Linked DNA regions of Homo sapiens: region 1 is linked to region 2. A link is a contact called in ENCODE Hi-C data. All regions are on one chromosome and are shown on one strand. The core of a region is the stretch at or near the end of the contact, and the rest is flanking DNA. Distances in the headings are between cores, read along the strand shown.

Region 1 (3,927 bases), core at 274-2,773, 1.1 Mb after region 2:
AGGACAGCCCACATTTGCCTTGCCTGCCAGTTAGTGGGAAACCGGCCTTCCCGTTTCACCCTCCTGCTCAGCTCCCAGGGTTCACTACAGAGGTGAGTTATTCATTGACAGTGCAGTGGTGCCCGCTGCCCGCCCTGTTTTCTGTGTGTTGAGGAGGGGTGGGGAGATCCACCATTTACCAGGCACCTGCGATGACCCAAGGCGCTCATCGATCACCCACTTAATATGTCTGTGTGTGGAGAGGAGGGTCCCCCCCACCCGCCCGGGGGTCAGGAGGCTCGAGGTCCGCCTTTGTCAGTCCCACCGGGAGCAGCCAGAAAGGGCTGTTACTACTGAGGGGAAGCCCCGACCTCCCCACTCGGCTCGTCCTTGACCCTCCCCAACCCCCAGACCCCGAGGCGAGGACCCCATCACTGGCCCTGGGAGGGCGGGGAAGGGGCCGGCCGGTCCCCGGCGGCGACGGCGAGGAGGGGGCGCGGAGGAGCAGCTCCACCTCCTCAGTCTCCCAATCGCGTTCCAGGCGGAGTCGCCAGAGTTTCCCTTCGCGCGGAGAAGTGTGGTCCCAACTCTCAAAACCAAAGCCGCCCACCACTCACCCAGGCCGCCCCTGCCCGGCGGGATCGGGGCCCCGGCCCGTTCCACCTCGGGAGCCCCGTTCCTCGCCGCCCTGGCCCCGAGCCCCGCACTCACCACCCGGCCGGGCCCCGCGGGATGTGCGCGCCGAGGCGGGCGTCGGCCGCTCCGGGCTCGGGCTCCGCGCGCAGCGGCCTCTCCCCGGGTCTGGCGGAGCCGCAGCTGTTACCCGGAGACCGAGGGGCGGAAAACTGCGCCCGCTGCCCGCCCCTCCCGCGCGGCGCTGCCACCGCCGGGAACAAAGGAGACAAAGCCGCGTCGGCCGGGCTCGTCTCCGCTCCTTCCCCCTCGCCTGCCGGGCTGCCCTCCCCCCGCCCGCCGCCCGGGCCAGGCCGGAAGCAGCCCGGAGAGCCGGGCGCGCGGCCCCGAACCGCCCGGGACCCCGCATTCCAGCCCCGCGGGCTCCGCATCGGCCGAGGGCTGGGGACCCGACCCCTCCCGCACGGGGGAGGGCGGGGGCGGGCTGCACCGCGGCGGTCGCCATGGCAACGCGGGTCGCCCGGAGGGGTGAGGAGTGAACCCCGGGAGCCAGAGCCGCCCCGCCCCGTCGGCCTCACCTGCTCGCCTCCTTGGAACCGGAACTGGGAACTTTCCTGGTTGCCAGGAGCCGAGGCGGGGGGTCGCGCTCCGCACCCGCAGGTGCTGGTGGAACAGCGTCCCGGCCTCTTCCCGCCCGTCCAGAGCCGGGTAGCACCCGAGTCCCTCACCAGCCCGACCCGTTCTTCTGCCAGCGCCCGGCCTCGCCCCGCGCCCGGAGCTCCCTTTCCCTTCCTTACCCGGCTCCGGTGGTCATCCTCCCCAACTTTCTTTACCTGAACTCCAAGGCGCCTTGTTTCTCCCCTGCGCACCTGGCCCTGCCCACCGCCCCTGCTCACCGCCCCTGCTCCCACTACTCCCCAACAGCCAATCCCTCCTTCCGGCCCCCACCTCTGGCTGTTTGAGAAGAGCATGGGCTTTGGACCTGGGCTTGCGCCATCAACTAAACCATGTAACCTGACACCAACCCCCCCCAGCCTATTTGCTCACCAGTAAGTGGGGGTGATCCCACCTCTAGCGGGGCTGTGAAGGCAGGGAACCTGGGCTGCAGAGGCGCACAAGCAAGGGCTCACTTCCTTCCTTTCTTCCCAGCCCAGGACCCAGACCTGGACCCACCCCAAGCTGAGAAGCGTTGGGCAAGTCTGGGCTCCCTCACTGGCAAACACCTGGGCCTTCTGCGGGAGGAAACGCTGGCAGAAAGGTTCTCTCCTGGGGACCATTTGTACCCTGTGCAGGGCCCTTCACACCCTGGCATGCCCACGGCTAACTCAGGACCAGAACCTGGCCCATCCTATTAGGACTTTTGGAGGACTTTGGCTCAAAGCCATTGGCACAGCTTCCTGGGAGGCAAAAACGTCACAGGCATCATCTGAAAGCCTCCAAGGCCTCCACAGGCTAGGGGAGCCTCAATCAGGAGGTTCAGGTCATCCACACTGGCTACTGCCCTAGAGCTAGAGACACCCTCTTCCCACCTCCCACCAGCTATCAAGGGTCTCCTGTCAGGTCACCCCTTTTCCTCCACTCCCACTTCCAGCACCTGAGTCCAGGTGCTTAGCACCTTGTCTGCACCAGCATAGCAATCCCTCCCTGGATCCCTCACCCTTAGCCTCTGACCTCAGACTGCCAACCTGGCACCCCGGGCCTGTGACATCATTCTGCACAACTCCCCCACACCCATCACCACCCCAGCCAGGACAGTCTGCCCCAGTCCCTCACCCACTTTGGCTTTCCTGCCTATGTAGCTTGTAGCAGCCCCCTCCACATGCACAGAATCCCTCCCTCCCCAAATCCATTCATCCAAGCACACACTTCAGGACCTATCTCACCCCAGAGGAAACTGGGACTTCCAAACCCCACAACCCCTTTCATCTGTACACAGATACGCTACCTCCTGCCCTACAAGGAATGTGAACACTCTAAGCACAGGGGTCTTTCCATCCCATGCCATTCTGGGGAGCCATTACTCGCCAAGGATAGATTGACTGAGGGACCAGGTGCTGAGAACCTGGGGTGGGGGGCATTTGGGCCATGCTCACTGCCCAAGACTGAACACAGGCTCCAAGAAGAAAGTATGCCTTATGGGAAACACTCCTGACTCCACAGGCTCTGAGAGCTCTGCACAGGCACCAGTGAACGAGTCCCCACCTGCGGCCCCCCTGCATATAGCTACCCTGCGCTCTCAAAGGGGAGTGGGTTCTCTGGAATGTGCCTGACTTCCAATACTCCAACACCAGGACTGAATACCAGCCCAAAGCTCCTGTTTACTCAGGGCACACAAGGCCACCCATGGCCATTTAGTCAAGGTCAAGGGTCACTGTTCCCCTCTGAAAAGAGATCATACATATGCCCCACTGCACCTCCCACCTGTGGGAGACCCCCCCCTCCCTATCACTGCCTCTCCATGCACACTCCCGGTGTCCTGAGCTCTGCCTATGCCTGTGGAAGATATCCCCGGGCTGTGTGGGGGTGTGCACCCAGCCCCCGTGGCACACCACTGCTGCCCAAAGCAATCTCTGTACCAGGGATCCAGACTGGCCACCAATCCCTATACTTATGTCCCCAGCAACATTTATCAACCATTCTCCCAATCTCCCTTCCCTGCTCTCCTCTGATCACTCCTCCAGTACTAGAACCAGGAAGTTCTCCCCCACATGGTAGAGAAAGTGATCCAGGAGATGGGAAGCAACCATGGTCACGAAATGAGTAGGCAGCAGGCTAGGTTCCACTCACTGGAACTCCCAGGCCATCTGACACCGGACAGTCAGGTAACTGGAGGAAATCCAAAATGAAAATCTAGGCCTCAGGAGTGCATCCATAACAGTTCAGAAAAGAGGACAGAGAGGAGATGAGAGAGGAACTAAAGGGGGTGACTACCCCAACTCCAGGCCCAACCTTCAAGTCTTGGATCTTGATTCTTAATGAAAAAAACTCAGTCTGATTGTTTTAAATAATAAAACTCAGGATATTTTAATTGGACATTAGCACAAAGTTTTGATAATTAATGTAAATGAACCTTGTCTACAAAGCGAAGCATGCCTGCTGGTGAGCCACACAGATACTGCTCCTTCAGATTGAGGTTGTACATGCCCCCAAAGGCTCGCTTCATTGCTACGATTCTCTACTTAAATCCACATTCACAGCTATTGCCTCAGACCCTCTGGAGGAGGGGCCAGGGGTTAGCTGGCTTTGAATAGCATGTAGAGCACAGGCAGTGTGGCCACAAATGTCACACAGGTGACCAGGGTGCTATAGATGGTG
Region 2 (4,159 bases), core at 1,028-3,527:
ACAGCAAGACCTTGTCTCTACAAAAAATTTTAAAAATTTGCCAAGTGTGGTGGTGCACGCGTGTGGTCCCAATTTCCCAGGAGGCTGAGGCAGGAGGATCACTTGAGCAGTGATGGCACACCACTGCTCTCCAGCCTGGACAACAGCGTGAGACTGTCTCAACAAAACAAAACAAATAAGCAAAAGCATCACTCTCCCTCCAGAGCCTGGCCCTTCTCTGCCCTGCTATTTGCCAACATGCACATGCACACGCAGTCACCCCATGTATGCTTCCCAAGGCCCTCCCATGCTGACACCATGGCTCCAAGCAGGCCAGGAGCCATATCCACCTGCAATAAAGTCTTCCTTTGCACACCCGTCTTGTGAGCCTGCTACTCAGCAGCCCTTTAACACCCAAACATTTAGGGACCCCATGCCATCTTGCACTTACTGAAATACTGCTTGTTACCATTCTTACGTCGCTTCATTTGAGTGGGTTTCAGTTCCCAAAATTAAATTACAAGCTGCTTGAAGGCAAGGATTGTGCTTTTTATCTCTTTTGAATCCCCTCACAATGTCCAGGGCAGAGCCCAGCACAGAGTAGGTATTCAGGAAATGGCGGTGGTTGGTGATGGTAATGGCTGGAAGTCAGAGGGCAGCTGAATCTTCATATGTGGGTCTATCTTCAGTCACTACTGAGAGAGTCCCAAGGGGCATATGATGTCACTCCCCTTCCATGACAACTCCAACCAAAGCCCACAGCCCTTCCAGGAGGACACTTGGTTTCCAGGTGCAAAAATCCACATCCAGCACCTCACCACACGCTTTTTTTGTTTTTGTTTTTGTTTTTTGTTTATTTGTTTTTGTGACAGGGTCTCACTCTGTCACCTAGGCTGGAGTGCAGTGAAACAATCTCGGTTCACCGTAGCCTCCACATCCTGGGTTCAAGCGATCCTCCCACCTCAGCCCCGCAAGTAGCTAGGACTACAGGCGTGCACCACCACGCCCGGGTAATTTTTGTATTTTTCGTAGAGACAGGGTTTCGCCATGTTGCCCAGGCTGGTCTTGAACTCCTGAGCTCAAGCAATCCGCTCACCTCAGCCTCCCAAAGTGCTAGGATTACAGGCGTGAGCCACGGCGCCCGGCCCCCTCCCTTTCTCCCTCAGGACCTTGTGGGGAATGTCTCTCCTTGGGGAACCACCCTTTGATATTTCTGGTATAACAAAGCAAGTCTCTGAATGGCCACCAGGAGACTTCTGTGTTAAGGCGCTCGAGGTTTCCTCATTTGTCTTTAGTGGGAATGAACAGAATTGGCAACAAGCAGCCATGAAGACTAGACAAGAGGAAAGGGAGCGTTTGGTGGGGTGGAAGGCACCAGGTGGGTCCCTATCTTCCAGTGCTCCCGTCCAGATGAGGGGCTGTCATGGGGAACCCTCATAGCTACCCGTAGCGGCAGCACCAACACCCGAATCCAAAACACTGGGTCCAACTGCACCTGGCCTTGGCTGAACAAGACTAGGATGCAGGCAAAACTAGACTTTCTCCTTTTTCTCACCCAATGTGCCGGACCCCCGCGTGGAGCCTGGGCGGCAGTGGGCTTTGGACCCATTCCGGTCCCTCTCTGGAGAGGTTTCCTCACCTGTAACACGAAGGGCTCCGACTGGTGATCCCAAAGCCCCCTCTAGTTCGAAAACTGACTAGTACGGAAGAGTCCAGACGACCTCTGGCTCCCTGCCTCACGGCCTCTATGTCCTGGACGCGACGTGGGACCCCTTTGTGGGACCAATGAACATTAGCTCCGAAGACCGTAAGCCGCGGTCAGGTTGAAAGGACTCCCGCGACGTCGAGCCCTCCTTCGCCTGGGTTTCAGAGATGAGCGACCCAGCTGGGAACCCCCAGATAAAGCGGTTTTTGGACCCCAGCCACTTTCAGCAGTCCGGGCGCACACCCTTTTCCCGTCTCCCCACTCCCACCGGCGAGCAGCCCCTGCTCACCGTTCACCAGGCAGCGACGCTCCCGGGACGCGACTGCCGCAACCGAAACCACCTGCACTCCCCACGCGGGGCTGCCTGGCTGTGTACATAGTCGCCATGGCAACGGGTCGCTTCCGGGGATTCCGGAAGTGTCGGGGTGGCGGAAATGAAGTCCGAGGTCCTACGTCGAGGATACGGGTGAGGTCATGGCCGAATCGGGAAGACGAGAGATGGGGCCGATTGATCTAGAAAGACTTCGGCGGATGCACATGCGAAGTCAAGGTCGAGATAGCGAGGGAACGAAGGCCGCACATGAACCAGGAAGCGGAGTGGCGGGGCTTCCGGCGCCGAGGAGATTCAACTACGGCGGCCGCGGAGGCCCGTCCGATTGCTGCTCCGCGCTCCGAGCGGCTGTCGGCGTGCGCTATCGCCCCGCCCTGGTTAGTGTCTAGCCGGCCGGCGAGGCCTGCGCAGTTGCAGCGGCCGGGGAAGATGGTGGAGGACGGCGCGGAGGAGCTGGAGGATCTGGTGCACTTCTCCGTGTCTGAGTTGCCTAGTCGCGGCTACGGCGTCATGGAGGAGATCCGGCGGCAGGGCAAGCTGTGCGACGTGACCCTCAAGGTACCGCGGACTGGGCGGCAGCGGGCTGAGGGAAAAGGGGTCGAGCGGGGAGTAAAAAGGGGCGGGGGACAGAGAAAGAGAGGTCTAGCAGGGAGAGGGGTGGGGAGAAGAGGTGTGAGGGGGGCCGAGTAGTGGGGAGAGAGGTGCCGAGCAAAAGGGGATCGGGGCCGAGTGGGGAGAGGAAGAGGACAACCTTTCAGCCCTTGAAAGGAAAGGTTGAGAGGTGCGCCGCTTAGGCCCTTGGAGTGGGAGACACGGGTGACAGCCTCCTTTTTCTGTCATGCAGACAAGAGAAAATGGACTTACCTTCTATGGAGGCAGGGGCGGTGGCCGGCTCCACATGCTGATGGGCACCACTGAAGAACCTTCTCTTGTCACTACAGATATTTCTTTGTGCCTGTCGAACTTGGCTGTGCTGTTCTAGAAGAGAAGGCTTCTCCTTAGGAATCATTGCCCTTAATTGTTGAATTACTACTTTGTCTCTTAAGAGCTTTTAAAATCTTCTCTGGAAAATTTTTGAGGTGGGAAGCCACCCTGCCCCATACTGGAAGGCACCACTCACCACCACAAAGGTCCCCGGGGCTGGGCCTGCTGGCCGCGTGGGGAGAGGGATGCTGACTGATATTAAGAGGGAAAGATATCTTAACCACCTGTTCCCCACCAGCATTCTGGTCGCTAGAGCCAGCCTCCCTCCTGTGCCTGGGTCTTTTCATGAGGAAGAGGCATGCTGTGCTGCTGCCTGGCCAAGCCACCGAACCATGTGGAGACGTCCGGTTGGGGAGATGATCAGTGGGGCTCCCTGTTGGGCTTTAGCTGGAAAGCTCTCAGCATCTGTGCGTGATCCCTGTTTAAAAAACAAACAGGGCAGGCATGGTGGCTCACACCTGTAATCCCAGCACTTTGAGAGGCGAGAGGATCACTTGAGTGGGGGAATTGGAGACCAGCCTGGGCTATGTAGGGAGACCCTGTCTCTACAAATAATAAAAAATTGTCTGGGCATGGTAGCCTGTGCCCGTAGTCCCAGCTACTCAGGAGGGTGAGGTGGGAGGATCGCTTGAGCCTAGGAGGTCAAGCCTGCAGTGAGTTGTAATCACACCACTGCACTCCAGCCTGGGCAACACAGCAAGATCCTATTTCTCCTATTTCTCTCTGTCTCTCTCACACACACACACACACACAAATAAATAAATAAAAGAAAAAATAAAACTATGCAGAGATTCTTTTGCTCTTCTTTTCTTTTTTCTTTTTTTTTTTTTTTTTGAGACGGAGTCTCGTTCTGTTGCCCAGGCTGGAGTGCAGTGGCGCTATCTTGGCTCACTGAAACTCTCTCTCCTGGGTTCAAGCGATTCTCCTGCCTCAGCCTCCCCAGCAGCTGGGACTACAGGCGCGCACCACTACCCCTGGCTAATTTTTTCTATTTTTAGTAGAGACAGGGTTTCACCATGTTGCTCAGGCTGGTCTCGAACTCCTGAGCTTCAGCAGTCTGCCTGTCTCGGCCTCCCAAAGTGCTAGAATTACACGCGTGAGTCACCGCGCCCAGCCTGCTCTTCTTATTTTCTACATGGTTAAGGAAACTTTTCTTCTGC

Evidence for each region. A loop is a pair of places that touch in the nucleus more often than their neighbours do. Pooled maps may share reads with other maps.
Region 1: a pooled map shows a loop between it and region 2 (1.8-fold over the local background). The contact joins the promoter of PLXNB1 here to the promoter of KIF9 in region 2. A Hi-C loop is called at or near these places in 1 of 50 pooled maps.

The regions. Positions count from the first base shown.
Region 1 is chr3:48,428,563-48,432,489 of GRCh38, forward strand. It overlaps PLXNB1 (plexin B1), which reads right to left and starts at 1,524. Exons shown (of 38, transcript NM_001130082.3): 1 at 1,446-1,524. CCDC51 (coiled-coil domain containing 51) reads right to left here. Exons shown (of 4, transcript NM_001256964.2): 4 at 3,611-3,927. The coding sequence ends at 3,846. RefSeq lists silencers at 478-557, 638-1,237 and enhancers at 1,478-2,471, 3,825-3,927.
Region 2 is chr3:47,280,522-47,284,680 of GRCh38, forward strand. It overlaps KIF9 (kinesin family member 9), which reads right to left and starts at 2,278. Exons shown (of 21, transcript NM_182902.4): 1 at 1,974-2,278. KLHL18 (kelch like family member 18) reads left to right here and starts at 2,423. Exons shown (of 10, transcript NM_025010.5): 1 at 2,423-2,573. The coding sequence starts at 2,445. RefSeq lists enhancers at 1,602-2,801, 2,017-2,406.